Linked DNA regions of Homo sapiens: region 2 is linked to region 1. A link is an interaction called in ENCODE POLR2A ChIA-PET data of the cell type or tissue named here. Cell type or tissue: Panc1. All regions are shown on one strand. Links, peaks and the distances in the headings refer to the core of each region. The heading gives the core; the rest is flanking DNA.

The links. Peaks named below come from ENCODE experiments on the same cell type or tissue, not always from the same donor. Only the 100,000 strongest peaks of a DNase experiment are listed, where the experiment ranks them.
Region 2: POLR2A ChIA-PET joins it to region 1 with 7 read pairs; 3 of 35 experiments call an interaction of 5 or more read pairs at or near these places.

Annotation. Positions count from the first base shown.
Region 1 is chr18:58,901,326-58,916,684 of GRCh38, reverse strand. The region is part of intron 2 of ZNF532 (zinc finger protein 532); the gene reads right to left. Among named protein-coding and RNA genes, the nearest start is that of ZNF532, 44 kb to the right of the region's middle. RefSeq lists an enhancer at 641-1,151. In Panc1, for the core only: no CTCF peak of the experiment used is centred there; no DNase peak of the experiment used is centred there; H3K27ac peaks cover 2,454 bases.
Region 2 is chr18:58,766,612-58,781,970 of GRCh38, reverse strand. LOC105372146 (a long non-coding RNA gene) reads left to right here and starts at 1,753. Exons shown (of 4, transcript XR_935537.3): 1 at 1,753-1,813. RefSeq lists enhancers at 6,511-7,012, 13,050-13,199 and a silencer at 13,280-13,429. In Panc1, for the core only: no CTCF peak of the experiment used is centred there; no DNase peak of the experiment used is centred there; H3K27ac peaks cover 328 bases.

The DNA of each region.
Region 1 (15,359 bases), core at 2,307-10,306:
AAACTACTGTTGAAGGCGAAATCAACACTTAGGGTTCGATGGGAGCTGAAGAATAAATCCGCTTCTATTCACACCTGTCTCGGTTAATACCGAGCTGAAGAAGTCACATGTGCTTTTCTTTCGATGGCTTACTCAGCATAGAGAAAACATTCTGTGACCACTCTTCTCTCAGAGGGGCGCCTGCGGAAACAGAGGGGGAATAACATACCCCCAGCACCAAGCTACCACCGATGCAAAAAGTACACAGGAAATAAAACATTAACATCTCTAAAGGGATACTGACGTACAAATATCTATGAGAAGTCAGATTCAGTGGAAAGTCTGTGATTATGGTTTTGTTTTTTAAATGAAATTGAACATTTAAACTGCAAAACGTGGGGAATGAAAAAGCCATCTGTCAGGCACTATATCCACAAAAGAATCCACCCACTTACAAATAATCCCTGAATGTCACCACTCTTCTTTCTATTCATCATCCTGGTGTTGTAAATGGAATACTCACAATAAAGCTGCCATTAGCAGAGTATCCCTGTGATCTATCCTTACCAACCATGTTGATCTAAAGTTGGAGGTCACTGTGATTAGAAAACTCAAGACACCACCCCCTGCCCCACCAGGGTTGAAAGGGACTGAAAAGTAGATTTTTAACTGATGCAAAGCTTGGGCTCAGGCTCTGGAAGTCCCCATGGTAGTGGGGCTCTGCCCTAGTCCCCCAACTCTTTCTTTCGAGCTTCACAGGATTTTAATGTCATTTGCCCTCTCTTTATGACTTTGGTGAGCAAAAGACTTTATACAGTTTCACACTGTTCATCCCAGAGGGCAGTCAGTTCAGGAACAAAAAGAAGATAAGAGATAATTCAAATACTCAGTGGGTGGGAGGCCCAGAACATACAACCACATGAATGAGGAAAGGTCACCCCATGAAACCAAACTTGAGTGGTCGGCAGTGCGACTGTCTGACATTCTTATGAACCCTGGGAAGGTTAATATGGCTCTTCTCACCTTTTTCTGCTGTTGCACGTACAGGAACCTCCTGATTTATAAACGCATGCACAGCAGCCGTACTGAATCACTGAGTTAATGCTAAACTTGTTGACCTCCACATCACCCCATCTTTTCCTACCTGCCCAGCTAAAGCAGAGTTAGGATCTAGAAGGCCCCAGAGAGGAACTCCCATGCCTGCAAACCCCTCAAGGGGTTGAGAAGCAACTCTTTCTCCACAGTGATCCAGCCTCACCCTGTCCCCATCCCTCTACTCCACCTAAGGTTTATACTCTTCTCATGGGGGACGTGGGGGAGTCCAGCGTGAAGCAGTGGGACGTGGTAAGAGGTCAGAGTGAACTGATGGTAGTTTTAAAAAGTGAGTCAGTCATCCTAGTTCACCTGCAGGAAGGCCGACTAGAAGCTGAAAATGCATAATGGGCATTTCTGAGTGCAGTGGCCAACCGAAAGCGCATCGTGTCGTCTGAAACCCGAGATCACTGTGGTGCCTGGACTCCCCTCTCTGGGGTTGTATAACTAATGGAATGGATACCACTCTGTAACTTCACACTTCTTTTTTGGTTTATAGGAATGTTTTTCATACCCACAATCACATTGTCCTATTACCCTTTCCCTTCCCACATTCTGGAAGGCAAGAGCAAGTGTTCCATTCCACTTGGAGGGGAAAAAAATGTATAACTCCCACTTCATTTCTCAGTTATACTGAATACAAAGAGGAATGTTTATGTCTGAAAGTTTTCTTCGCTTTCCACCCCAATTCCTAAGTACTACTGTCTTAAAAATAGATTCTTTTGCTTAAAAACATTACAAAAATAAATCTCAGTCCTCTCTTTTAAAAGATAAAATAGAACGATCTCATTTTAGCTTCCCTTTCCCTCAACAGTTTGATTTTCAAACAGAATTAGCTTTAGTTATTTTAACAATGTCTTTCACTTATGCCCTATAAAATACATCTCCCTTCAAAGGCAATAATAGTCTTTTATTTTATTTATTTATTTTTTCCGAGACGGAGTCTTGCTCTGTCACCCAGGCTGGAGTACAGCAGTGTGATCTCGGCTCACTGCAACCTCCGCCTCCTGGGTTCAAGCAATTCTCCTGCCTCAGCCTCCCGAGTAGCCGGGATTACAGGCACCTGCCACCACATCTGGCTAATTTTTGTATTTTTAGTAGAGACGGGGTTTCACCATGTTGGCCAGGCTGGTCTCAAGCTCCTGACCTCGTGATCCGCCCGCCGCGGCCTCCCAGAGTGCTGGGATTACAGATGTGAGCCACCACGCCTGGCCAATGGTCTTTTAATTTAAAAGTAAACCCTATATAAATGACCTATAATTCACTAATAGCATTTGTGCTTAATGTATAATGTTCTTTCACCCAAAGACATCAACAATATCTGAGGGAATCAGACCTGTTTACAAAAAAGGAAATTGAAAGAACTCAGGTCTGTCACATGATCACTTTATTTTCTCGTATGACACAGAGACAAAACATTTCCTTTCCTACTCAAAGCCTCTGAGAATTATGAAAAGCTATTTCATCTTTGTTGGCAGAAGTCAAAAGTTATGAAGTCAAAAGAAAAACGTAAGAAAAACCTATTCACCCCTTAATCATACTTCTCATACTTTGTAACAAAATTCTTCTTCCTTTGCAATAAAAAAATTGTTGGTTTCCCAATTTCCAATTAGAGAATGTCAGTATTAAAGGCATAGGCACAGCCTAACCATTAAATCCCAACTTTAATCCTGAAACAGAAAGATGCACGCCTAAATCCAGCCAAGGTCTGCCTCCTCTGACCTGTGAAAACGCTGGTTCCCTATTTAATACAGAAACTAACATTTCCCTTAATGAAAATCAATACCCTCTAAATCATAACAGTCCTACTTAGAGAAAAACAAATCAAAGTCTACTGACCATCTTGGCAGTATTATAAAGGCTTCCCATAAAACAACTGTAATAATACAAGGTCTGCTTTGGGATTCCCAGTCTTATTTTCTAGCACTATCTGGCCACTGAGACCCTTCATTGTATCTTTTTTATTCCGCTGAATTTTTAAAAAAATAATTCTTTTATATATATATATTTTTTCCTTTCCCTTTCTTTTAGGATGGGGTCTCACTATGTTGTCCAAGCTGGTCTCGAACTCCTGAGCTCAAACAATCCTCCTGCCTCAGCCTCCCAAAGTGCCAGGATTACAGGTGTGAGCCACTGTGCCTGGCCCCAAAAAAATAATTCAATAAATGAATGGATCTAGCATGTTTTCATCTTTCCTATCTTTCCTTCAAATATAAAATGTTCTTATAACTTATGTTTATATTACGTAATGTTTCAAATTTAATTTCCTCCTCTTAGAAAATGAATCTAGCTAGCATCCCCAGTTTTTATACATCTTCAAGAAACACAGGGATTGACTTCTCTTGGCTGCCTACATTCAAATTCTTGCTCTTCCCATTATCATTATGCAAACCTTAGCTCTGCCTCCATCACCAATCTCTTACATCTTTAGAATTTCCAAGGCTCTGCACATTGTATCTCTTCCACCAAAGAAAAGAAAAAAAACCTTCTCTCTTCTCTTCCAACTGATCTTCTGCCGCTTTTATCCCACTTCAATCTCGACTGCATATCAGGGAAACCTATTTTCTCACTGCATTTCCATTCCAAACACCAAATCGGTTCAGCTACGCAGGTCGACCTCATGCTTCTTCACTCTTCCTAAACCAGCTGGGGACATGGGTCAGTTTGGGGGCCAAGTTTTTTTAAAAAATTTGATCAGCCGCGCCTCTGGAGCAGCTGCCATGGTTCACTGCCTCTCTCTAGGAAGTGCAGGCAGGGGTGGGAGAGACTGGGCCCCAAAAATGGCAGATTCTCAGATTTCAAAAAAATAGCATACACGCAGACACACACATGAAAAAATGTGGAAAAGAAAAATAAGCAGTTATGAAAAAAGCTATGGAATCTCTTAATTACTTGCCATCTGAAGGTCCCATGCCAGTGACAAATGCCACAGAAAAGTTTCATTTTACCTTTAGCCTTCACACTAATCAGACCCTGATTAAGTCGAGACAGCCAGCCCAGAGCACCTTGCAGGTCTAAAGGTTCCTCCCCGGCCACAGGGAAGAAAGCTGACACAATGGGACACCAACAAGTCGCCTGGACCCTCTGACCTGTCAGCACTGCTGGGCACCCTGATCACACTCTGCCCCCTCTCAGCACAAGAGCTTCATTTTCTAAGCAGCCTACACCAGGGTAACACATAGCGTACAAATACAGTTTATACGCACAGTCAAAGAACAAATGTATGTTTTGTTAATTCTGTATGAGTTAACAAGAAATTAGCAAATATAGTTGCTACTATCCAAAATAGTTATTTACTGGTTTCCTTAAACCTGATGATACCAATCATGGATATACAAATACTTTGCTCAAGGTAGTATGTTTTCTTCTTCAGCTAACACTTGATATTCCTGATCTGAAATATAACAGATTTCCTGATCTGAAATTCAAACTGCTTCTGGAAATATCAACACAGGAGTCACATACTAATGCCACGAACCAGGTCACGACCTTGGGAAATAGAGGAGTGAAGCCAGCCCCAGCCCTTTGCTGCAGTTATTCCACACTCCTCCCTCAAGGTTATAAAAGTAGGCTCCCCGCCCCCATCCATTCCCCACCTCGCACATCAGGAGCAACTAAGGGAAAGTCCCTGTCCCTACAAACCTCAGCCTTCTCTGAAAGCTCAACCTCCCCCACTCGGCCTACTTCTCACATCACAGCTCTCTAAGAAAGCTCACTCCCCAACTCCAAACTCTTCTGGGTCAAAACGAAAGCTCAGCTACAGTGAGAGCTCCTTTGCTTTTTCCAGGAGAGAAGCTCCAGGGAAATTGAGGGCGTGCCTGTAGCCCTCCACAGCAGGTCCTCAGCGTCATTTAGCACTGCAATTTTGTTTTTCCTTATTAACTCCCATCCTGCCAAGAGACAAGGGCTGCTTCTTTTCTTTCCTTTGACACAGGACCTGGCTCTGCTGTCCAGGCTGGAGTGCAGTGCCATGATCATAGCTCACTGCAGCCTCGAACTTCTGGGCTCAAGTGATCCTTACAAGCACCGCCACACTCAGCTAATTCTTATTTGCTGTAGAAATGGGGTCTTGCTCTCACCCAGACTGGTCTCAAACTGGCCTCGAGTGATCCTCCAGCCTCCCCTCCCAAGTGCTGGGATTAAAGGCTTGAGCAACCCTGCCTGGCCTAAGGCTGTGGCCTGCAGATGTTACTAATCTCTCCCTCTTCTAAACTCCATCCCCCCTTTTCTTTCTGAGGTTAACTTAAAAAATCATAGTCACCAGTCAAGAGGTCTCCCACAGCTTCATTCCTTCAAATCTTGCCTGTACCTTCATGCTGGCTTTGCCAAGCCGATCCTCCACAGTGAGCTTGGTCTGTCCCTTCTATTTTGGGTAATTCCTATCCCATTTGCCTAGTGGCATAGAGAGATCTCCTCCAGCCTTACCCTGGAACCCTTGGTGCTCTGTCCTCTTGCCACGCAGCCTTCATGGCTCAAGTTCTCCAGTACTGGGACATATCCTGCTCCTCCCAGTATCTCCCCAGCACTCTGACAATCCACTCTCTCAAAACCACCATTGAAATCCAGGCAGGGCTGGGCGTGGTAGCTCATGACTGTGATTCCAACACTTTGGGAGGCCAAGGCAGGATGATTGGTTGAGCCCAGTAAGTCGAGGCTACAGTGAGCTACAATCACGCCACTGCAATCTAGCTTAGGCAACAGAGTAAGACCCTGTCTCTTAAAAAAAAAAAACAAACCAGGCTGAAGGAGAGAATTTTAGGGCTCATGGAATAGTTCTGTATCACAAATGTGGTAGTGGAGACATGTTTCTGTGCATCTGTCAAACCCTTGAGAATTTCAGGCCAGGTGCGGCGGCTCATGCTCGTAATCCCAGCACTTTGGGAGGCTGAGGCGGGTGGATCACTTGAGACCAGGAGTTTGAGACCAGCCTGGCCAACATGATGAAACCCCCTCTCTCTCTCTCTACTACAAATACAAAAATTAGCTGGGCTTGGTGGTGCATGCCTGTAATCCCAGCTACTCGGGAGGCTGAAGCGGCAAAATCGTTTGAACCTGGAAGGCAGAGGTTGCACTGAGCTGAGATCACGCCACTGTACTCCAGCCTGAGTGATGAAGCGAGACTCTTTCTCAAAAAAAAAATAAACTAGAGAATTTCACTGTGTGTAAATATTAAATTTAAAAATAAAAACCAGGAATGGGAGGGGGCGTCCAAAATTAAGACCAACTGTAATTTTGGTCATTCATACAAATGAATAACATGACTACACTGAAGGGTTCAGGGAACAAAAAACTAACCTAAACAACTCAGAAAACAAAATTATGACTGTACATTGTAAGGCTAATGAAAAAGGACCGTGCACAAACACCATCCTCTAGTAAAAAACTGCTGAAATCTAGTTAGTAGTATTGTACGAATGATAATTTTTTAGTTTTCACAAGTGTGTTAGAATTACAAGATGTGACCTTTAAGTAAAGTTGGGTAAATGAGTACACAGAAATTCTCTGTCCTATTTTTGCAACATTTATTTTTTCTTTTTTTTGTAGAGACAGGGTCTTGCTATGTTGTCTAGGCTGGTTACTCCTGGGCTCCAGTGATCCTTCCACCTTGGCCTCCCAAAACACAGGGATTACAAACATGTGAGCCACTGTACCCAGCCAAAACTTTAAGTTAAAATTATTTCAACCTAAAAGTTAAAAAGGGAAAACCCAGGCTATGTGACATAATACAAAGGAGACAGCTTTGGAGATGAAATCCTTGCTGCCCTATTTACTACTATTAGCTAGTGACCTGAGGTGGCCATAGCGCCTCCCTGAGTGGCCCTTCCTCCTGGGTCCAAATGAAAGTGCATGCCGTCGCTGAATAGTGTAGTCTCACAGCCAGAAAACACTCCAGCAACGATCCATTCCCAATCCGTGTTCCCGCGTGCCTGTTTTTGCTGCTAATCATCTTTCATGTTGCCTGTGACCTCTGCAGAATTTCATTTTCTGGTCATCCTTTCCTCTCGTGGACCCCACAGCACTGCCTCAAGCTCACCTGGCTTTTCCTGACTCACTGGCTCTTCCTCTTCTCTCCTTTCATGAGTCCCTTCAGATTCTCTTTTGTTATCTACCTTTGTTGAAAGGCAACCTCAGCAACTCCCATGGTCACAACAGTCAGAACAAACGGGTTTCTATCTTTAGTCCTAATTCTGCCTTAAGAGTCGTCTTTCCATTGCTGGGATGATATTCTGCTTGGCTCTCCCTACACGAGGTCAAACTTAAAACTAAAGCCCTCATATTCCCTCCCAACATGTTCCTCTAAATCCTATGTTTTGTCAATGACCTTCACCTGCTCTAGGAAAACATTAAAAATCTTCAGGCAGGCTGGGCGCGGTGGCTCACGCCTATAATCCCAACACTTTGGGAGGCTGAGGTGGGCGGATCACCTGAGGTTGGGAGTTTGAGACCAGCCTGACCAACATGGAGAAACCCTGTCTCTACTAAAAATACAAAATTAGCCAGGCGTGGTAGTGCATGCCTGTAATCCCAGCTACTCAGGAGGCTGATGCAGGAGAATTGCTTGAACCCAGGAGGCAGAGGTTGCAGTGAGCCGAGATCGCACCACTGCACTCCAGCCTGGGGGACAAGAGCGAAACTCCATCTCCAAAAAAAACATCTTCAGGCAGCATTTCACAAACCATAAAACACAGATACTAGTTCTGTAGGATGTTATTAGGTCTTTCACAAAGACAAGACTGAAATGCACATAGCAAATGCTGGATTTTCTGAAGTTAAACAGATTTCTTTCAGGCAAGAGCCACTATTATGCTAATGAGTATTACAAATCTCCAAAAACACGGATGTCAGTAGTCACCAAATTTTGATCTAACTGCAGGTCATTTTTTCTGATCCATGAATACAAATGCCAAAATGATTTCCCAAAAGGCTGCAGAAACTTTTATTGTTGCAAATTATGCATTAGAGTTACTTTTACTGCATCTTGTCCCTCAACTTCATAAGCTAATGTCATTATTAGCTAATATCAAAGGCAACAAAAAGATGCCTTACTGTATTTCACTTTTCCTATTATTTGAATGTTTATTTTTTTCTCTTATGTTTTTGCTAGTTATAAATCAATGAATGATGAATGAATGGATGCAGGGAGCTGATGAATTTCCTGTTTATTTCTTTCTTCAGCTCTATGAAACAACTTACCGATCTACACTCTCGTCATTTATTAATAAGCAAGGACATACAAAGCCTATCCATACAGTTCCCTGAAATAAATTGTCTATGGACAAACTTTCATGAAGAAAAAGAGCATTTAACATCCCAGCTACACAACACACAAACAATAAGTGGGAGAGCACAACACCCGTGGCAACATGATTCCATTCCAGCACCAGCATTCCCTTTGTTCCTGGCTTGTGTCCAAAAATTTTCCACCTAAAAAATGAGGATAACAGCATACACTCAACCCCAGGGATATGGAAAGGGGCTACTGATATTTAGAGGGAGCCTTGTCATAATTAAACACACAGCACAAAACAGCATAACATTCAAACAATGAGTGACCAGTGGTTAGAGAATGTCAAAGAATACTCCTACCCTTTTCATTTAAGAATCACAGAAAAGAGACCTACAACCAGGCAGGAGACCTATTTGGCCAGTATCACATTCAGGAAAACAGTCTGTGGTCATCTCATTTATTAACCTTCCTAGTCAGACTGCGGCTTTCAGCAAAAGAAGGAAAGAAGGTAAGTGGGCATCATCTTTATGGGGAAGGACTGGTGCTAGAAGTCTTGTGGGAAGCTCAGGGGCTCACCTTGTCAAAAACAGAACTCACTGGCTGGGAGTGAGCCTTGGGAGAGATCAGAATTAGAGGATGAGGCACAAATGAGAAATCTACCACGTCAGGACCTGGGAGGCAGACGGAAGACATGCTGACCGGAAGCACAGCTACCTGACCATCCTCTCCTGAACCCTCCTGATCTTTGCAACCCCCAAATGACCACAAAATTATGAATATACACAGACACAACACTTCACTGGGTATAAAACTTCTCCGCCGGGATCGCACCACTGCACTCCAGCCTGGGGCAACAAGAGTGAAACTCCATCTCAAAAAAAAAACAAAAAACTTCTCGGCTGGGTGCAGTGGCTCACACCTCTAATCCCAGCACTTTGGGAGGCCAAGGTGGGCAGGGGGGATCACGAGGTCAGGAGTTCAAGACCAGCCTGGCTGACATGGTAAAACCCCATCTCTACTAAAAATACAAAAATTAGCCAGGCGTGGTGGCACGCGTCTGTAATCCCAGCTACTCAGGAGGCTCAGGCAAGAGAATCGCTTGAGCCCAGGAGGCGGAGGTTGCAGTGAGCCGAGATCATGCCACTGCACCCTAGCCTGGGCAACAGAGCGAGACTCCGTCTTTAAAAAAACAAACAAACAAAAAACTCATAAGCAGCAGCAGCAGCCTTAATGGTCATATCTGAAAGGACCCCTGCTTCTCTGCACCCTGCAAAACATGAGGCTGTCTCCTCTGTAGATAGGTGGAGGAGGAGGTGAGACCTGTGAGCCATCTTTTCCAGGTCCTCAGGAACCTCGCAAGTGAGTTTTCTCAAGGGAACCCCAAGAATTATACAGAAATGCAAAACTCTGACATTTGGGTCTTTGTTAAAATTTAACATTAATAAGTTTTTAACTATTTCACTATGGTTCATAAATCTGTAAAGTTCCTGGATGCTGTAATAAAAGACAAATCACAGTCCAAAAACACTATCAATCCAAATTCAATCTTTACAGCCAGATTCCTACATAGTATTAATACTGGAATTCAGATCACATAAAGAAGCAGCCAATTTCTCTTTCAAGTAATAATAATTTTGTATTAGCTTGGTCTTCTAAAAATCTGACAGCTGTAAAAATCAGAGCTGGGCAATCTATGGCAAAATTAGATAGGAAAAAGAAGAAAGTGAGGTCATGGGAGAAGGTGAACCCAGCACCGGTGCAGGTGCCTGACAACAACCAAAAGTGAGGAAGACAACCTGCCCGGAGCTGCATTTCCCACACCATTCTCCACTGAACGAAGCCAGGGCTCCTCGGAGAAATGACCGATCTAGGAATGGGCAGGAAATGCACCTACCAATGAATCTTATAGTGTCAGAAGGTAAGAAAGAGCTGAATGTCCCCCTGCCTCCAAAAAAAACAAAAAAACTACACTGATGGGGCGTGTCAAAGGGACATAGAAGCCCATGGAAAACTGGAACAATCCGAGCAACAAAATAAAGTAGTGTTGTGTTACAACCCAAAATATTAAATAAATATCCATGAATGCATACTGATATAAATGATGGAATAACTAAACAGGATATGCAAACCATCCCCTGTGCAGAAGTTCCAAAGTAATTTATGTAGATGCCCCACCCTTATGCAGTGAAGAACTCCCTGCCCCTTCAATGACTTTCTTCCGAGGACAGTACGGAAAGGGGAGAAAAAAGCAACTTTACCACGGAGAAAGAAACCTGATGAACACAACCTCAGCCAGGTGGTCAAGGTCAGCATCAACTGTGGTAAGTTACACGGACAGTATGTCCCCGGGCTGTGATGAGAATGGCACACTGCCTCCGAGACCTTCTTCCCAGAGACACACTACCCCAGCCTGACCACAGGAGACACATCAGACAAATCCCAATGGTGGGACCTCCTACAACATCCCTGACCAGTATTCCTTACAACTGTCAAGGTCATCGAAAACAAGGGAAGTCTGAGAAATGGTCATGGCCAAGTAAAGTCTGAAGACTAAATGTAATGTGATATCCTAGACGGACTCCTGGAACAGAAAAAGGACAATAGGTAAAAACTAAGGAAATCCAAATAAGGCACAGACTTTAGTTGTTGGTGGTTGGTTGCTTTTAAAGTAAGATAGAAATAGTGAATAGTTAAAGAGAACCGGCCAAGCATGGTGGCTCACACCTATAATCCCAGCATGTTGGGAGGCCAAGAGCTCACAAGTTTGAGACCAGCCTGGACAACATGGCAAAACTCCATCTCTACAAAAAATACAAAATTTAGATGGGCGTGGTGGAGCACACCTATAGTCCCAGCTACTCCAGATGCTGGAGTGGAAGGATAGCTTGAGCCCTGGAGGCAGAGGCTGCAGTGAGTATGTTTGTGCCATTGCACTTCAGCCTGGGCAACAGAGCCAGACCTTGTCTTAAAAAAAAAAAAAAAGAAAGAAAAAAAAATGGAGAACCTGGGAATGTGAAAATGCAGGGGAGAGCCGGGATGAGACGTTGTATACTATAATCCTTTTACTTCCAAAGAATATTGGCGAAAAGCAACCTAAAAAAAGAAGTAATTCGTACAGTGTTTAACAGCTCTGGATATTGGCTTTCCATTTTCTCCTCTCACCAGTAAACTGCCTCAAGGTCAGCGACTAATCAAAATGATGTAGCAACTTTTAAACCATAGGTTATTAGAAACACAATTTTCAGGCCGGGTTTGGCAGCTCACACCTGTAGTCCCAGCACTTCCAGAGGCCGAGGCAGGTAGACCACTTGAGGCCAGGAGTTCAAGACCACACTGGCCAACATGGTGAAACCCTGTCTATACTAAAAATACAAAAATTGGCCGGCCATGGTGTCACGCACCTGTAGTCTCAGCTACTCGGGAGGCTGAGGCACGAGAACTGCTAGAACTCTGGAGTCGGAGGTTGCAGTGAGCGAAGATCGTGCCACTACACTCCAGCCTGGGTGACAAGAGTGAGACCCAGTCTCAACCAAAAAAAAAAAAAAAAGAAAGAAATAGAATTTCAAAAGTTTGCATTCTCTATGATTTCTGCACACAAAATCATTCAGATTATCTTCCACGACTACAGCCAGCCCCAGTCTGTGGCCGGAGATGATAAATGATTTATTTGGTTTATCTTTTTGGCCAATGGTACGCAACACAACAACTGGATCACTGATCACTTAATATATGAAATAACAGCTTATTAAAAAACAATAGGTCCCTCCTAAGAATTTGGTTATAGGGATCACAAGGAAAGAAATTATTTCTCTCTCTCTCTCCATCCTTCAGGTATCGTCTAACAATGCCAGCCTTTCCTTCCACAACAGCAATATAACTGGGGTTTCAATTCTAAAAATTAACACCGATAAATAGGAACTACCGTTTCCCTTTAAAATATAGCCAGGTGTACATTTAGCTTTTTTTAATCATGGTAAAACACACAAAACATAAAATTTACCATCTTAACCATATACATTATTTTTTTTTTTTTTGAGACAAGGTCTCACTAGGTTGCCTAGGCTGGCATGCAGTGGCGTGATCTCGGCTCACTGCAGCCTCCCCCTCCCAGGCTCAAACCATTCCTCTCACCTCAGACTCCCAAGTAGCTGGGACTACAGGTGCACACCACCACACCTGACTAATTTTTATATTTTTTGTAGATACAAGGTCTCACTATGTTGCCCAGGCTGGTCCCAAACCCCTGAGCTGAAGCAATTCGCCTGCCTCGGCCTCCCAAAGTGCCGTGATTACAGGCATGAACCACCATGGCCAGCTGCATTTAATTTTTATATGAAGAACATATTGAACGATAAAAGCAAAAAGGCCACCTATTATTACTAAGGGAGAGCATGCAGGGGAAGTTTTAAAAAATTAGTTCAACTGTTCCCAATGTATGCTGAAATTTTCTTAAATTTCTTAAATCTCTAAAGGGCAATCTATAAATGCACACATTGTCCACGGTTTAAACTTCAGACTTCTGATTTTTTAAAACTGTATTCACTAAACACCCCCACATCAAACCACAGTCACTTCACTTCAGAGAGGTTCAAATCTGGTTTTTGTTTTTCTTGAGATATCTAGTTCAAGTGCCTTGCGGGTATGTACAATCAGATATCCCACAACCATTTCAGCTTTCTTAAACTAACTTCGTCATCTCTTACTCAATATCAGACTCCTCTCTTTCAATACCATTATTTTCTCAAACTAAGAATTTCACCTCCAATTCTTCTCCCTGGGCCCTGCCCACTTCCCTGGCGCTATTTTGCAGATGCGCCCTCATTCTCTTTATAATCGCTGTCGGTCCTCTATTTTGACCATCTCACCTCACACCGAGACCAATGCTCTGTTCTCCCTGTCTCCAGCCTCTTGTTCAGAATTTCCAGATAAATTTTTCTAAAATTCCTTTTAATTATAGCTATCACTCCTCCTATTAAAAATCCTGGAATCACCTTCCAAATTAAGTCCAAACTTCTTGGCCTCACACCAAATTCCCAATACAATCTGCCCCCAACCATGAGCTGCTGCGGTTCCGCGTGTGTTTTTCGCAGGCCCAGCTTTCCTTCTTAGTTTGCCCTTCTGGATAGCCTCTGACCTGGAATGCCTCCCCCAACACACACTTATCTCCATTAGCCAAGTATGAAGAACTCATTCTTCAGGTTCTACTGAAGGAAGAGCCTCAATTTCCTCATCTTCCAAAAGGGGAACTAATAGTTAACAGCCGTATCACAGGGTTATTCTACAAATGGAAACAAGTAACATGGAAAGTGCCAAGCACACAGACATTAAAAGGCTATTTTCTTCCTTTATTTTTTCTAAAAATTAAATGGGAAAAACTAAATTAATATTCTTGAGAAGAGAAAGTGAAGAAGTTGTGAGGTGATGATGGTATGATCAGAGGAAAAAGAAAAACGAGGGGATTCTTGGGTACTTCGCAGAGTGCTGGCACCGGTTCCCTACTGCATTTCATTCACTTTCAAAAGCACAGCCTTTCTCCTAATGTGGATGTGCCTCCAGTCCTACTCTAGGTATCGGCCACTAGAAGGATCACCTGGGGCCAGGTGTGGTGGCTCACCCCTATAATCCCAGCACTTTGGGAAGCCGAGGCAGGTGGATCACCTGAGGTTGGGAGTTCGAGACCACCCTGACCAACATGGAGAAACCCTGTCTCTACTAAAAATACAAAATTAGCTGGGTGTGGTGGCACATGACTGTAATCCCAGCTACTCGAGAGGCTGAGGCAGGAGAATCGCTTGAACCCGGGAGGTGGAGGCTGCAGTGAGTCGAGATCACACCATTGCACTCCAGCCTGGGCAACAAGAGCAAAACTCCATCTCAAAAAAAAAAAAAAGAAGGAGAAGGGTCACCTGGAGTCAGAAACGAAAAAGAATACACAGGTTTCTCTTAAAAGGCAGCAAAATGATCACGCCACTGCACGCCAGTCTGGGGCAACAGAGGGAGACCCTATCTCAAAAAAAGGGCAACAAAATTTCATCAATCCACAAAACATCTCAGCATTTCTGGGTCCCCTGTGACTCTTGCTTTTGACTTTGAGACTTGTGTCTTCCCCATCAAGCACTAACCAAAGATGGGCTATGATCTTAACCGCCCCCGTCTAACCCTGCCCACCCCACACCTCCACACCATGCTGACACAGACAACACCGCTGCACAGGGCCGGGCTCACAGACCAGGCCCCACAGAGAGCAGAGCACTGGGATGCGCAGCCACAATGTGACATGGGCCAGGAACCCCAAACCATAGCAGTGGTACCCATGCCCCGAAACAAACACTCTAAGAGAAGCTGGAGGAGAACAGGCATGGAGAAACCGCTGTTAGAGAGAAGACAAAGAGGAAGTGGGCTAAGAAGTCCTCACCATGCTGTTAAGGTGTCTACTCCTAGCTGTCCAGTTCTCTGGAAGGGAGGCAGCCTCAGGGAGGGAAGCCAGTGGGCACCCACTGGCCAGGCGACCAGCAAGTCAGCACTAGCCAGGCAGGCTGTGAGAGCAGGGTGGGGTGCGAAGCCAACAGAGAAATCCTGGAGCTCCAGAGGAGATGGGGACAGGGTTCTCCAGAAGCAGCCAGGATGATAAGAGGCCAGTACCCATTCAGGGCAATCCTTAGGCCATGCTAACTGGTGACTCCACCCCTGCAGGTGGACTCATCGTCACTTGTAATAGGTACTGTTGTCTGCTTGTGTATTTGTCTTCTCTCCCTCACTGGTTTAAAGTTCCAGATTCCACTTTGCAAAATTACCCACACCAGTGCTCTCCAAAGAGCAGGTGCTGGCTAAAGAGCAAATGCATCATAGTAAAATATATTAAGCGCCTAAAAGTCCTATGTATTTTCACACAGCCCACAGCCTCTACTTCTGAACCAAGAAGATATCGGAGGGGCGTGGACTCAGCTCCCCAAGGCGACTCCTCTGCACAATGGCTCTACAGACACTTGAAAACTGCCAGAGGCCGAGCGCAGTGGCTCACGCCTGTAATCCCACTTTGGAAGGCTGAGGCGGGAGGACT
Region 2 (15,359 bases), core at 2,992-10,991, 140 kb after region 1:
CCACCTCACACACGCACACTGAATCACACACACCATATACACACCCCTTACCCCATGCCACACACATACAACATCACACGCACACATCATGCACATAATCACACACCACGCACATACACACCACACACACTACACTGCACATTATACACACACCACCACCAAGGCATACACACACACAGGCACATGCCACACACAGCCTTTAGCCTTTCGAGAGAATAACACTGCCACCTGGTGGCTATTCACGTGCAAAGGCCCCGCTGAGTCTCGAGCATCAGTAACACAAGTTGTGTTACTCTGTACTTAGTGACTCTGGTTCCCACAGTCGAAAGTCTGCTCTTTTGACTCTTTGACTCTGCTCCCTCATGTCCTTTTCTCTGAAAATGAGCCAAACCATAAATGTACTTCTGAGGAGTGTTCGACAGTGTTCCCGGGAAACTCTGGGTGAGACAGAGAGCACTCCGATAACATCTCCCAAACGCGCTCCTGGTGCTCAGGGCCTTCAAACCCAGACAACTGGGCTTCTTTCGGAAAGAAGCTGTGGACTTGAGGAGGCAGAGAATAGCCAAAGAAAGGGCTTGATTTCAGGAGCTGATTCCAGCCTCTGTCAATACTGTGCATGTTTTAGCTACAACGACGGAAGAGCAGAGAACCCTGCATTATCAATATCAATTTCTGCTTCCCTGACCCATGCTTGGTATCTCCAGTAACGGCTCATTTCACTTTGCGATAATTAAAAGAAATGCCATCCATTTGCATTTTGAGTTCCTGCCCTGGGCCAGGCACAGTGCCTGGGAGTTCTGTCCGCTCCATCCACTGCTGGTGGCCTCAGTCCTCCCAGAAGGTGCAAAAACAAGTGTGCTCCTTGCTTTTTCTTTTTTTGAGACAGGCTCTCTCTCTGTCACCCAGGCTGGAGTGCAGTGGCACAATCATGGCTCACTGCAGCCTTGACCTTTTGTGCCCAAGTGATCCTGTTGCCTCAGAGCTAGGACTACAGGTGTGAGCCACCACATCTGGCTAATTTTTAAATGTTTTGTAGAGGCCGGGCGCGGTGGCTCACACCTGTAATCCCAGCACTTTGGGAGGCTGAGGCAGTTGGATTGCCTGAGGTCAGGAGTTCGAGACTAGGCTGGCCAACATGGTGAAACCCCTTCTCTACTAAAAATACAAAAAATTAGCCGGGCATGGTGGCACATATCTGTAATCCCAGCTACTTAGGAGGCTGAGGGAGGATAATTGCTTGAACCTGGGAGGTGGAGGTTGCAGTGAGCCAAGATCGTGCCACTGCACCCCAGCCTGGGCAACAGAGCAAGACTCTGTCTCAAAAAAAACAAAAAAAGTTTTGTAGAGACTGGGGTTGGAGGGAGGTCTCCTTATACTGCCCAGGCTGGTCTCGAACTTCTGGGTTCAAGCAATCCTCCTGCCTTGGCCTCCCAAAGTGCTGGGATTATGGGTGTGGGCCACTGTGCCTCGCCTGCTTTCTTTTTCAACCAGTGACTCAGGAAGTCCAGGGCACAGGTGATCTTTATCTCCCTACATCGATGCAGCAACAGGGTTCAGCTGAATGAGATCCTATGCATAAGGATATGGTTTAGATTTGTGTCTCCACCCAAATCTCATGTTGAGTTGGAGGAGGGGCCTGGTGGGAGGCGATTGGATCATGAGAACGGATTTCCCCCTTGCTGTTCTCGTGATAGTGAGTGAATTCTCACGAGATCTGACGGTTTAAAAGGGTGTGGCACCTCTCCCTTTCTTCTTTCTACTGCTCCGCCATTGTGAGGGCGTGCTTGCGTCTCCTTCGCCTTCTGCCATAATTGTAAGTTTCCTGAGGCCTCTCAGCCATGCTTCCTGTACAGCCTGTGGAACTGTAAGTCTATTAAACCTCTTTTGTTCATAAATTACCCAGTGTCAGGTAGTTCTTCATAGCAGTGTGAGAACGGACTAACGCACATACTGAGCATAACTCACTGCCTATCACATCATATGTGTTCCTAATGGTAGCTGCTTATGCATATAAGTAATAACGATGCTTGGGAGCAATGTACATTTTCAAGTGCCTTGGAATTTTATAAGGACTCATTATAAGGCATCAGAATTTTCAGCTATAAGAATTTTTATTTATGAGGAAGTTTAAGTTCTTTCCAAATACTAACCCATGAGTCTTTGCAAAATCCCCTGGAAGTGACTGACCAGAAAGGGAACGCTGGCCGACCATTAATCTGAGTAATAGAGTTAGGACAAGGTACAGGCAGTTCTTCAAAGCCTCCCTCAAAGTCTGGAGCAATAAAACTGTTGTAAACAATTTGGTATTGAACTGTATGTTCTAGGTAAAGGCGGACTTATTTGCCTCAACACCGGCAAGGAATACAGTTGTGAAAAATGACTCAGGATTAGTCCACGAGCAGGGTGACAGGGAGGACTGGAGGGCTCACATCGTCCCTTCTTTTCCTCCCCAGTATTTGAATATAGGTGAAATCAAGTCAATGTGAGGATTAGAGGAGGATGTAGGATAGGAGTGTGGAAAGCGACATCGGGTGGGCTTTCAGGGCCTTGGAGAGGCAGGTGGGTTCTTGTGCCTGTGTCAGTCGTGGTGGTGAAGAGTTAAGTGCAGCTCTCTGAAGCTGAGTTGCTTCCCCCTAAGCTGCCTGTGAAGCTGGAAACTAGGCTGTTTACCTCTTATTTCTCCTGGGTCAGAACTCTAAGCACTTTCTGTTGGAGACATTTCTTTTTTTTTTTTTTTTTTTTTTTTTTTGAGATGGAGTCTCACTCTGTTGCCCAGGCTGGAGTGCAGTGGCGCAATCTCGGCTTACTGCAAGCTCAGCCTCCCGGGTTCACACCATTCTTCTGCCTCAGCCTCCCTAGTAGCTGGGACTACAGGCACCCGCTACCATGCCTGGCTAATTTTTTGTATTTTTAGTAGAGACAGGGTTTCACCTTGTTGGCCAGGATGGTCTCGATCTCTTGACCTCGTGATCCATCCGCCTCGGCCTCCCAAAGTGCTGGGATTACAGGTGTGAGCCACTGTGCCTGGCCTGTTGGAGACATTTCTAAGTGTCCAGAAGAAAGGCAAAAAAAGAAGAGTGAAAAAGTTTAGAGTAAGTCTATCATCTATGCATGTGACTGTTAGGAGTAGAGCTTAAGGCCACATTCCTTGCCACAGAGTCTAATTCCAGCTTGTTCTTTGTCTCCTTTTACCTGTCTTTAAGCTTTTTTTTTCCTTTGGAGGCAGGGTCTCCCTCAGTTGCCACTGCTGGAGTGTAGTGGCGTGATCATGGCTTACTGCAGCCTTGAACTCATGGGCTCAAGCGATCTTCCTGCCTTAGCCTCTGGAGTAGCTGGGACCAGAGGTGCGTGTCACCACGTCCAGCTAATTAATTATTATTTTTTTTAAATTTAGAAACAGGGTCTCACTATGTTGCCCAGGTTGGTCTCAAACTCCTGGGCTCAAGTGATCCTCCCACCTCAGCCTCCCAGAGTGTTGGGATTACAGGCATGAGCCACTGTGCCCAGCTGAAGCTTTTTTTTTTCCTTTTATTTTTTTCTTTTTTTTGAGATAGAGTTTCACTCTTGTTGCCCACGCTGGAGCGTGATGGCTTGATCTTGGCTCACTGCAACCTCCACCTCCTGGGTTCAAGCAATTCTCCTGCCCTCAGCCTCCTGAGTAGCTGGGATTACAGGCATGTGCCACCATGCCTGGCTAATTTTGTACTTTTAGTAGGGATGGGGTTTCACTAAGTTGGTCAGGCTGGTCTCGAACTCCTGACCTCAGGTGATCCATCTGCCTCAGCTTCCCAAAGTGCTGGGATTACAGGCACGAGCCACCATGCCCGGACCCCAGCTGAAGCTTTTTTTAAAAAGCCTTTTTATCTTAAGATGATTTAAAGCTTACAAAAGAGTTCCCATCTACCCTCCACCTAAATTCCCCTAAAGTTAGCATCTTAACATCAGGACAGCCCTCTTTACTAAACTGCAGACTTTATTCGGGTTTTACCAGTCTTTCCATGAATGTCCCTTTTGTGTTCCCAGATCTCAACTACACATGGCGCGTGTAGTCGCTTGTCTTGTCTGCTTAGCCTCCTCCTACCTGTGACAGTTCCTCTCTTTCCTGACCTTGACCCCTGACACTTATTCTGCAGACCGTCTTTCAGTTTGAGTTTGATGTTTTCACATGATTAGATGGAGGTTATGCCTTTTTGCAAGAATATCTCAGAAGTGAGGTTGTGCTCTCTTTAGCAGGCCACATCAGGGGCATGTGATGTTGACATGTCTCATTACTGGTGATGTTACTTTAGCCATATGACTAAGGTGATGTCTGCTGGTCTCTCCTCCAGCCTGTCTTTGAAGACAGCATGGCCCCTCACAGCTCCAGGACAGCCCCAACCCCAGCCAGAAGGACGCTTCTGGGAAGTTCATCTTCACCTGCAGCTCTTAGAGTCGAAAATAGGCTGCTCAGAGCTGAGCTAGGGCCCAAGTGGGTGCTCTGTAAACCTGCACGTTTCTAATTTGATAGAATTGATTATTTCAATTGAGGTTCAAGCTGATGATTACATGAAAATAAGCCAGGTGAGGTGGTTCACACTTGTAATCCCAGCACTTTAGAAGGCTGAGGTGAGAGGATCACCTGAGGCCAGGAATTTGAGACCACCTGGGCAACATAGTGAGCTCCGTCTCTACAAAAAATTAAAAATTAGCCAGGTGAGGTGGCACACCTGTAGTTTCAGCTACTCGGGAGGCTGAGGCAAGAAAATTGCTTGAGCACAGGAGGTTGAGGCTGCAGTGAACCGTGATTGCACCACTGCGCTCTGGACTGGGGGACAGAGGGAGACCCTGTATCAAAAACAGTGATCCCACCTAAGAGATGAAGGAGCTGATGGATTTATGCTCTAACTCATATCAGTCACTGGTTGAAGAGGCGGGAGTTGGTGTGAATCCCTGGGTACCTCCAGGCTGCTGGGTACATAGGCAGAACCACCTCTGGAGAAAACCCTTAGGAAACAGATGCAGATATTGGCATTTGGAAGAGCACATTGAAGTGGTGAGCCCTGCAAGATATGGGCAGAGTACCAACATCTGCTATAGGAAAGAAAGAGAAATTATGTAAGTGTTGTTGTTGTTGTTGTTGTTTTTTGTGTTTTTTTTTTTTTTTTAGAAAGTCTCGTTCTGTTGCCCAGGCTGGAGTGCAGTGGTGTGATCTTGGCTCACTGCACCCTCCGCCTTCCGGGATGAAGCAATTCTCTTGTCTCAGCTTCCCAAGTAGCTGGGATTACATGCCTGGCTAATTTTTTTGTATTTTTAGTAGAGACAGGGTTTTACCATGTTGGCCAGACTGGTTTTGAACTCCTGACCTTAAGTGATCTGCCTGCCTCAGCCTCCCAAAGTGCTAGGATTACAGGTGTGAGCCACCGTACCTGGCCAAAAATTACATAAGTTATATATTTGTGTTAGTCTTTTTGTGTTGCTATGAAGAAATACCTGAGGCTAGATTGTTTAAAGAAAAGAAGTTTATTTGGCTCACAGTTCTGCAGGCTGTACAGATAGTATAGGGCTGACATTTGCTTCTGGGGAGTCCTCAGGAAGCTTATCATGGCGGAAGGCCAAAGGAAGCCAGTCTGTCACATGGCAAGAGGAGGAGGAGGTGCCAGCCTCTTTCAAACAATCAGATCTCATGTGAACTCATAGAGTGAGAACTTGCTCATTCCTGTGAGGACAACACCAAGCCATTCATAAGGGATCCGCCCCCATCACCCAAACACTTCCCACTAGGCCCCACCTACCACATTGGGGATCACATTTCAACATGAGATTTTGAGCGGACACATCCAAACCATATAAACATTTAAACCCCAAAAGGGGTATGTGTCCTGTTCAGCTTCCTGAAGTTATTCATCTTAGTCCCCTACCAGCTAGCACAGTGCCTGGCATGGAGTGGGTATTCAGTATACATATTTCATTGTTGAGGGGAAAAAGTTTCTCAGGAAAGGGCAGAAAGTGCTGAGAAGGTCTCATGTCAGGAAGCAGCAAGAGCTGTGCATAGAAAAGACTGCAGCCGCCAGGCACGGTGGTTCAGGCCTATAATCCCAGCACTTCAGGAGGCCGAGGTGGGTGGATCATCTGAGGTCAGAAGTTTGAGACCAGCCTGGCTAACCTGATGAAACCTTGTCTCTTCTAAAAATACAAAAATTAGCTGGGTGTAGTGGTACGCACCTGTAATCCCAGCTACTTGGGAGGTTGAGGCAAGAGAATCACTTGAACCCGGGAGGCAGAGGTTGCAGTGAGCCGAGATCACACCATTGCACTCCAGCCTGGGCGACAGAGCAAGACTCTGTCTCAAAAAAAAAAATTCTTAGATAGTTCTGGAGAACAGAAATCTGAAGTCAGTTTCACTGGGCTAAAGTCAAGGTATTGGCAGGGCTGTTTTTTTCTGCAGGCTCTGAGGGGAGACGCTTCTTGGCAGCTTCCAGCTTTCATTAGCTGCCTGGGTTCCTCAGCTCATGGTCTCTTCCTCCGTCTTCAAAGAGCATCACTGCAGTCTCTCCTCTGCCGTCACATTGCCTTTTTTTTTTTTTTGTTATGAGATGGAGTCTTGCTGTGTCGCCCAGGCTGGAGTGCAGTGACCTGATCTCGGCTCACTGCAACCTCTGCCTCCCGAGTTCAAGTGATTCTTGTGTCTCAGCCTCCCAAGTAGCTGGGATTACAGGCACGTGCCACCACACCTGGCTAATTTTTTGTATTTTTAGTAGAGACAGTGTTTCACTGTGTTAGCCAGGATGGTCTCGATCTCCTGACCTCGTGATCTGCCTGCCTCAGCCTCCCAAAGTGCTGGGATTACAGGTGTGAGCCGCCGCACCTGGCCTGCCTTCTTTCTTTTTTTTTTTTTTTTGAGACAGTCTCACTCTGTTGCCAGGCTGGAGTGCAGTGGCGCGATCTCGGCTCACTGCACCCTCCACCTCCCGGGTTCAAGTGATTCTTCTGCCTCAGCCTCCTGAGTAGCTGGGCCTATAGCCGCCCACCACCACGCCCAGTTAATTTTTGTATTTTTAGTAGAGATGGGGTTTCACCATGTTGCCCAGGCTGGTTTTGAACTTCCGGCCTCAAGTGATCTGCTCGGCTTGGCCTCCCAAAGTGCTGGGATTACAGGCATGAGTCACCGTGCCCGGCTGCCTTCTTTGTGTCTGGTTCTTCCCACATTCCTGCTATAAGGATGCTTGTGATGCCATTGGCCTATCCAGATGATCCAGGACAATTTCCCCATCTTAAGATTAATCAGCTGCAGAAATCCCTTTTGCCATATAAGGTAACATTCACAGGTTCTGAGGATCAGAATGTGGACATATTTGGGGGCTGTTTTCAACCTCTGTCCCTGGGAAATTGAAGCAAGGAGACTGAACGACATCAAGCAGAGGAAATTCTCTGTAATATGGAATCCTTCCATAACATCAATCCCTATAAGGCCAAGGACTAAGGACTCTTTCAGCCATGGGAGTTTGCATGTGCGAATGGGAGCTGTGTATCTTGATGTGTTCCCCACCTTGGGGGCGAGGAGGGCATTCCCAGGACTTTCCTGAGCTATGGACAGTTTGAGGCCTGGGAGCCGCACAGGTTTCTTTCTCTAGAAAGCAGCGGAAGCCCTTTGAAATCCATTCAGCTACCAACTGGGTGGGCCATGCAGGGCCACTGGGAGCTACCCTTGGCTATGGCAATCACTGAGAATGGAAAATGGATTTCAAAACAACCAAAGTGCATCGAATTAGTTCTTTTTGGCTGCCTCTGGTGAAACTGTTTCTCGTGTTGGTTTAGTAAGAGCAATCCTGCTGGGAGCTGCATACACCAAGTGGAAGTCTCTCCTGCTTCTCAAGTAAATCAGTTTTTTTTTTTGTTTTTTTTTTTTTGAGATGGAGTCTTGCTCTGTCACCCAGGCTGGAGTGTAATCGTGGGATCTTGGCTCACTGCAACCTCTGCCTCCCAGGTTCAAGCGATTCTCCTGCCTCAGCCTCCTGAGTAGCTGGGATTACAGTACCCACCACCACGCCTGGCTAATTTTTGTATTCTGTTTAGTGGAGATGGGGTTTCACCATGTTGGCCAGGCTGGTCTTGAACTCCTGACCTCAGGTGATCAGCCCACCTTGGCCTCCCAAAGTGCTGGGATTACAGGCATGAGCCACTGCGCCCAGCCTTTTTATTTTTAATGTAACAGAGTTTAATTGAGCAAGGAACAATTCACAAATCGGGCAGCCTCTTGAGCTAGAGTAGGTTTAGAGAGACTTCAGCGCAGCTGTGTGGTAGAAGATTTATAGACAGAAAATGGAAATGGACTTACAGGAGATGGAAGTGAGATGGAAGTGAGGTAAGAAACATCCGGATTGGTTACAGCTCGTGTTTACCTTATTTGAGTAGTTTGAACAGTTAGCCCCCTTTGACCGAAACTAGGTGGTTGGCACAAGAGTAGGCTACAGTCTGTTGACACCTCCATTTAGGTTATAGTTCATTATGTACAGAGAAACCTGTAGGCTGAACTTAAATATGTAAGGAGGCAGATTTAGGCTAAACTTGATTTAACAGTTCCCCACTTTTGATCATCCTCTTGATTTTGAGAGATTGACCGAAACCTCCAGCATTGGTATCACTATCTTAAGTGTTCTTATTCTGTCTTGTAACCCACTGGGAAATAGCAGAATAGTGGGTTTTGTAAGGTGAGAACAAGGACAAGATAAGAGTTCTTGGGCCGGGCGCAGTGGCTCATGCCTGTAATCCCAGCACTGTGGGAGGCTGAGGTGGGTGGATCACAAGGTCAGGAGATCGAGACTGTCCTGGCCAATGTGGTGAAACCTCATCTCTACTAAAAATACAAAAATTAGCTGGGTGTGGTGGCACATGCCTATAATCCTAGCTACTCGGGAGGCTGAGGCAGGAGAATCGCTTGAACCAGGGAGTCGGAGCTTGCAGTGAGCCAAGATGGCGCCACTGCACTCCAGCCTGGCGACAGAGCGAGACTCCATCTCAAAAAAAAAAAAAAAAAAAAAAAAAAAAAAAAAAATTCTCAGCAGAGGCAGCTGCTTCAGAATGCCTCCGAGTTTCCAACATCCCAGAATCGGCACCACTGGAAAGGAGTGGAGTCTCTCCCTTCTGAGAGAGGAGGTGGCATCCACGTGTCCCAGAACCTCTGAGATGGTGCTGATTGCAAATCTTCTGTCCTGTTGTTAGCTCTTGTGGTAGATTCTAGAACCAGATCTGACCCAAGGACACTGAGCAGCTGGACTCTTCCTCCTCACAGCATGAATTGTTGGATTTATTGCTGCCCCCTCTCCTAATATTGTGGCTGTGAAGTCCCCAGTGGGAGACTCTTTACAGAAACCGTGGAAGGGGAAAGGTGGCCTCTTGGGTCACCACTGAGATTGTCACATCGCCTATCACAACCTCAGCATCCCACTGGTCAGTTCCCCTTTCCCTTCGAAGGGGTTTGCTACATCTCTACAAAGTGTCAGATGGCCCCAGGTTTAGGATAAGCACATGTTCCCTCTTCAAAGTGTTTATCTTTAACAGAATTCTTTCAATCTCCTTGATTGTATCAGGGCAAAAAAATCTTATTGAGGGATGTATTAGGAATCTGTTAGGTTGCAAAATCCAAAAAACTCGACTTCTGCCAAGTTAAACAGGGCAAGGTTTCTCAACCTCAGAGTTATTGTCGTTTTGGGTTGATGCTCTGTGTTATGGGGGGCTGTCCTGTGTATTGGAGGATGCTTTGCAGAATCCCTGGCTTCTACCCATTACCTTAGTGATTCTCAAACAGGGGCAATTGTGTTCCCCCAGGGAGCGTTTGGCAATGTCTGGAGATATTTTTGGCTGTCACAACTGGAGGTGAGGGGTGGAAGTTGGTGTTACTAGCAGCTAGGGGGCAGAGGCCAGGGATACTGCTAAAATATCCCGCGATTCTCAGGAGAGCTCCCAGCAACAAGAAATTATCGGGCCTCCGGATGCCAGTCATGCCAACGTAGAAAAACCGGGTCTGAGGGAATGGAAATGGACATTGACGTTGATCCAATAGGATGCGAGGAGAAAACCCCCAGAAGAGTGACACCCCCCCAAACACAGAATTCATATCCTATTCCCTCTGCAAAATCTGACCCATTGCTGAGAAAGCCAAAAATAGTTGGTTTTAACTGATGAGTGCTGGGATAAGATTCCTCACTGGCCTACTCCCTGAAAAAAGGGATTGCATTTTTTTTTTTGAGATCAAGTCTCACTCTGTCACCCAGGTTGGAATGCAGTGGTGCAATCTCGGCTCACTGCAACCTCCACTTCCTGGGTTCAAGTGATTCTTTGTGCCTCAGCCTCCTGAGTAGCTAGGATTACAGGTGCACGCCACCATGCCTGGCTAATTTTTTGTATTTTTAGTAGAGAGGGGGTTTCACCATGTCAGTCAGAACTCCTGACCTCCAGTGATCTGCCCACCTCAGCCTCCCAAAGTGCTGGGATTACAGGTGTGAGCCACCGCACCCGGCTGGGACTGCGAAACTTCTAAAAGCCACCAAATGCAGCTGCACTGGGCCATGTGAACCTTGACAATATTCTGAAAAATGAAACAGATCCTGAAAGAACCAGATACAAACACAGCCCACCTGAGCAGCAGGCAGGGCGGCCTCTGTGTTCTTTCTTCCTTATTATCCAACATCTGTTGAAATGCTTCGGCCTCAAAGTGCAATCAAATATCACCAACTTGTATATACAAATGAAAATAATGAACAGATAACAAAGGGAAAAAGGAAAGTGTATAAGCATAAATGCCTCAGCTGCAAATTGATCCAGTGCTGGGCATGAAAGACTATATTTTTTGTTCTCTGATAAGTATAGCTAAGTGATGATAAATAAATAGAAGTGGGTTGTCACCAATTAGCATGGCTACTTGTTTCCTTCTCACGCTGCTTCCCCAGTGAAAATGCAGTAGGTATAGGTTGAGGGAGAAGGTCAGCTATGGAGTGAAAGAAAGGAGAGGTTAAAGTCATGGTGTGCACAGCTGCTGGGTGCACCTGAAATAACATTGTTTTCAAAACTTTTTCTTTTCTACCTACCACTAGCTTGAAATATAAGAGCTCATATGCTTCTTTAAAATCCAAGTACAGGAAAAAGGAAAACCAGACCACACTTCCGGTTCTACTTTTGCTCTCTGCTCTTCTGGTGTTATCAAGAGATAACACCACCTCCCTGGGCTGTCCTCTCTCTGGCCATGTGCTCTCAGGCTCAAGTCCCTTAAAGAGCTGGACAGCAAAGTCAAGGATGAAGGAGAAGGGACAGGCAAAGGAAGGTCTTCCATAGGCAGCACATCCCAAGACATGTGTGTATGAAAACATTCTGGATTTTCTCAAGTCCTTTGGCAACATTAAATTTTTTGTGTGTGTGTACTAAGGCTGAAACAGAAGGACTGGTGGAAAGAGGATTGTTGGTGAATGCACGTAGACAGCCTGTGGTTGCATTGATAAGCCTTGTTAAAGTATTCATGTGAAATTTTACTGTCAAAATGGAGAGATTTAGGGCAATTCTAGGTCCCCAAGACCAGTGACTCTGACATTATTCAAAGTTGACGGACTGGGCTAGGTGCAGTGACTCCCACCTGTAATCCTAGCACTTTGGGAGGTCGAGGCAGGAGGATTGCTTGAAGCCAGGATTTTGAGACCAGCCTGGGCAACATGGCAAAACCCTGTCTCTACAAAAAATGTTAAAATTAGCTAGAGCATGGTGGCATGCACCTGTAGTCCCAGCTACTCTGGAGGCTGAGGTGGGAGGATGGCTTGACCCTGGGAGTTTGAGGCTGCAGTGAGCCATGATTGCACCACTGTGCTCCAGCCTGGGTGACAGTGTGAGACCCCATCTCAAACCAAAACCAAGAAAAAAATTAGCAGACTCACCCTTCCACAAGCTTCTGAGCCTCCCAGAGTGGGAACTGGCTCAGTCTATACAGCTCCCAGCACAGCATCAGGCAAGGGTGCCATCATAAGCCATGTTATTGGAGCCAGTCTGCCTGGGTCCAAATCCAGGCCCCACCATTTACTTCCCCTGTGACCTTGAGCAAGCCAGCTAGCCCTCAGGGCTTTGATTTTCTCCTCTGTAAAACAGGGATAATAGCAGCATTTCCACTGCAAAGACCTGAATGAGTAAAATGGTTAGCACTGTGCCAGGCTCATAGCGCTCTGTAAGTATTAGCTGTTATAATTATTAGGGGTTCAAGTTCTGTCTTGCTCAGCTTTCCAGCTCATTGAAGGCTAAAGACCCAGTGCATTAATTGCTCAAAAATTTGTCGTAATTGCTTGGAACTTTTCATTTACATCCTGCAAAGATTATTTCTGCCATAACATTGCAAAGTTTTCAAATAGCCTTGTTCCCGTTTCTGAATATGGGCAGGGATCCCTTTGGGGTGCTCACTGACCACTCCCAGATGAGCCATGGGTTCTGTCTGGGCTGTGTATGGGGAGGGCGTGGAGGGTGGCATGACGGATGTACAGAGTGGAAGCCCTCAGGACAGAGGTGCCCTGGAAAGTTCGTAAGGCACAGCGGCTGCAAAACCTCTCACGCCCACCTTAGAATTCCCAATGTACTTTCCTCAGTCTCCAGGTCTGTCTTTTCCTTATAGTGTTTCTCAGTGTCTCATTCTGTACGTGAGAAATCCCAGTAAAAATCGAGAGTGGGAACAATGCAAAATAGAACTGTATACTTAAAAATGGTTAACATGGCAAATGTTATGTTTTACAAGAATTAAAAATAATAGTTAAAAAAGCCGCAATTATAAAAACAAAAAACTAGAGTAGGAGGGACCTAGGGACCTCTATTCATGATTTGACATCCAGTTTGGAGAGGCCAGAGTCAGGGAAGCTCCCTGCCAGGATTTCAGTCCTTTTTGTTTTTCCCTGCTGGGTGGGTAGTTTTCAAAACTCCGCTAGAATCTAAACGCTTTTGCTTCCGTGCCCTGCCCCCTGCCCCAGGGGCCCCAGATGGGTATCTGGTTGACTGTTCTCAAGGCAGGGGCCTCCCTCCCAGGAGATTCGGTGGAGCTTTTTGATATTTCTCTGCCCTTTGGCAGCATCACAGGCATGGGCATGGGAGAGGAGGGAGCCGGCCACTTGTCCTGGCCTGTTGATGCATGCCCGAGTCTGGCTGTCATCCCAGCCGCGCTGGCTGCTGTCCCTCGGTCTTCCTGAGGGCCCCCAGGCCTTCTAGGTATTGTATTGAGCCACGAGCTGGACGGGGAGGACCTGGATGTGCGTGGGAGCTCGCGGGTGGGTGAGAGCGCACCACTGCTCCGTGCGCTGCGCAGCTGCAGGGCCCCGGGCAGGTGCAGACGGCGCTCAGACCGGGACGAACGCAAGCCTGTGCTGCCCTCTGCTGGGTACCCAGCTCCCGGCCGGCCCCGAGCTCAGAAGGCGAAGGGAGACCCAAGGCCAGGCTGGGGCCCACGAAGCCGGGCTCCTCTAAGGGGTGCACCCAGCTCCCAAGGCCCCCGGGCGGACTTCGAGCAGTCCCCGCGCGGGGGCCCCAGGGTTTCTCGCTGGGCCCATCATGCCCTCTGGGCTAGGTGGCCAGGACTGTGCTCTCTTGCCTAGGGACCGGGTGAGCTCGAACTGTCCCCATGGGGCGGCTGCGGCTCCTGCAGGCTGTGCCGTCCTGGGCTCCTTTTCCGACATTGCCACCTGCCCCATTTCCTTTCCAAAGCAGAGGTGTAGGCGCCTGCCCACTATCAGTCCCTCTTTGTTGCAAGAGGCTCTGAAGGGCCCTCCCGCCTCCAGACCATTCATTCCCGTCTGACTCTGCAGCCAGACAGATCTTTCCAGAACATTAATCTGATTCTGTCATGCCCTGGCCTGACCTCCTTCAAAGTCTGCCAATTGCCAAGAGGGTCATTACAAAACTCAGCATGAAATACAAAGGACTTCAGATCTGGTTCCTGCTTCTCTTCCACCTTTTAACCCCCAGCATTATGGTCTCTTATGTCTGTCATCTTCCTGTCGAGACCAGAGGCCTTGCGCTCTGGAGCCACACAGCCGGAGTCCTTTCCCAGCTCTACTATTTGCTAGCTGTCTGACCTTGGCCGAGTTTCCTCTCTCTCTCTCTCTCTCTTTTTTTTTTTTTTTAAGATGGAGTCTTGCTCTGTCGCCCAGGCTGGAGTACAGTGGTGCGATCTCTGCTGGTTGTAACCTCCGCCTCCCAGGTTCAAGCAGTTCTCCTGCCTCAGCCTCCCAAGTAGCTGGGATTACAGCTGCACACTACCACGCCTGGCTAATTTTTTTGTATTTTTAGTAGAGATGGGGTTTCACCATGTTGGCCAGACTGGTCTTGAACTCTTGACCTCAGATGATCTGCCTGTCTTGGCCTCTCACAGTGCTGGGATTACAGGCGTGAGCCACCTCGCCAAGCCCCAGAGTTTCCTCTCTTGCCTCAATTTTTCATCTATAAACTGGGGATGATAACAGTAATATGCTTCATAGGGTTGTTGTTAATATTATTTGTATATAGAATATATAAATATATGCAAAGCACTTAGAATAGTATCTGGCACATAGTAGGCACTTTATAAGTGTTAGTCAAGATTATTCACTGAAAATGTGGGGTATCTCAGTATGTTGCCCAGGCTGGAGTGCAGTGGCTGTTCACAGGAGTGGTCATGGCTCACTGCAGCCTCGAACTCCTGGCCTCAAGGGATCCTCCTGCCTCAGCCTCCCTAGTAGCTGGGACTACAGGCACGTGCCACTGTACTCACTGCAACGTCTTCCCTTTGACTTCAACTTCTCCTGTTCATCTGATGACTTGAATAGCCATTTGAGCAACCTATCCAGCAACCTCAGATCAGTTCCTCGATCTGAATCCCAGTGACCTTCACTTCCAATTTACTCAATCCACCCCCACTCATGACCACCCCAGAACTGGCCAGCACTTACACTAGCAGAAGTGTTTTCGAAATCTTACACTTCAGTATTCCACCTTCTGACAACGCCCACCTATCCTTCCAGGTATCGTAATGTAAATGATTTTTTATTTGCTCATTTTCTTTCCAGGTTATCCAGTTTTTTTGCCTCTCCTTTTACTATCAGATCTTTCTAGCTTTTAAAAATTTTCCTGAGTGTATACATTACTGATCCCTTGAACTTTTTTCAAGTTCTTGAACTCTCTTGCACATCCATTCCCTCATTTATTCACTCAGTAAACATCCACTGAGCGTCAGGGACTGTGTCAGGGACGAGGACACATGATGTCTGCCCACAGAGCTTAGAGTGAAAGAAGGCAAAAAACACGTTCACAATTATACAACTTTGCATGAGAAAAATGCTGGGAATGAAAGCAACAGGCTGCCAGGTTGGAGAATAAAGTGGAGAACTGCA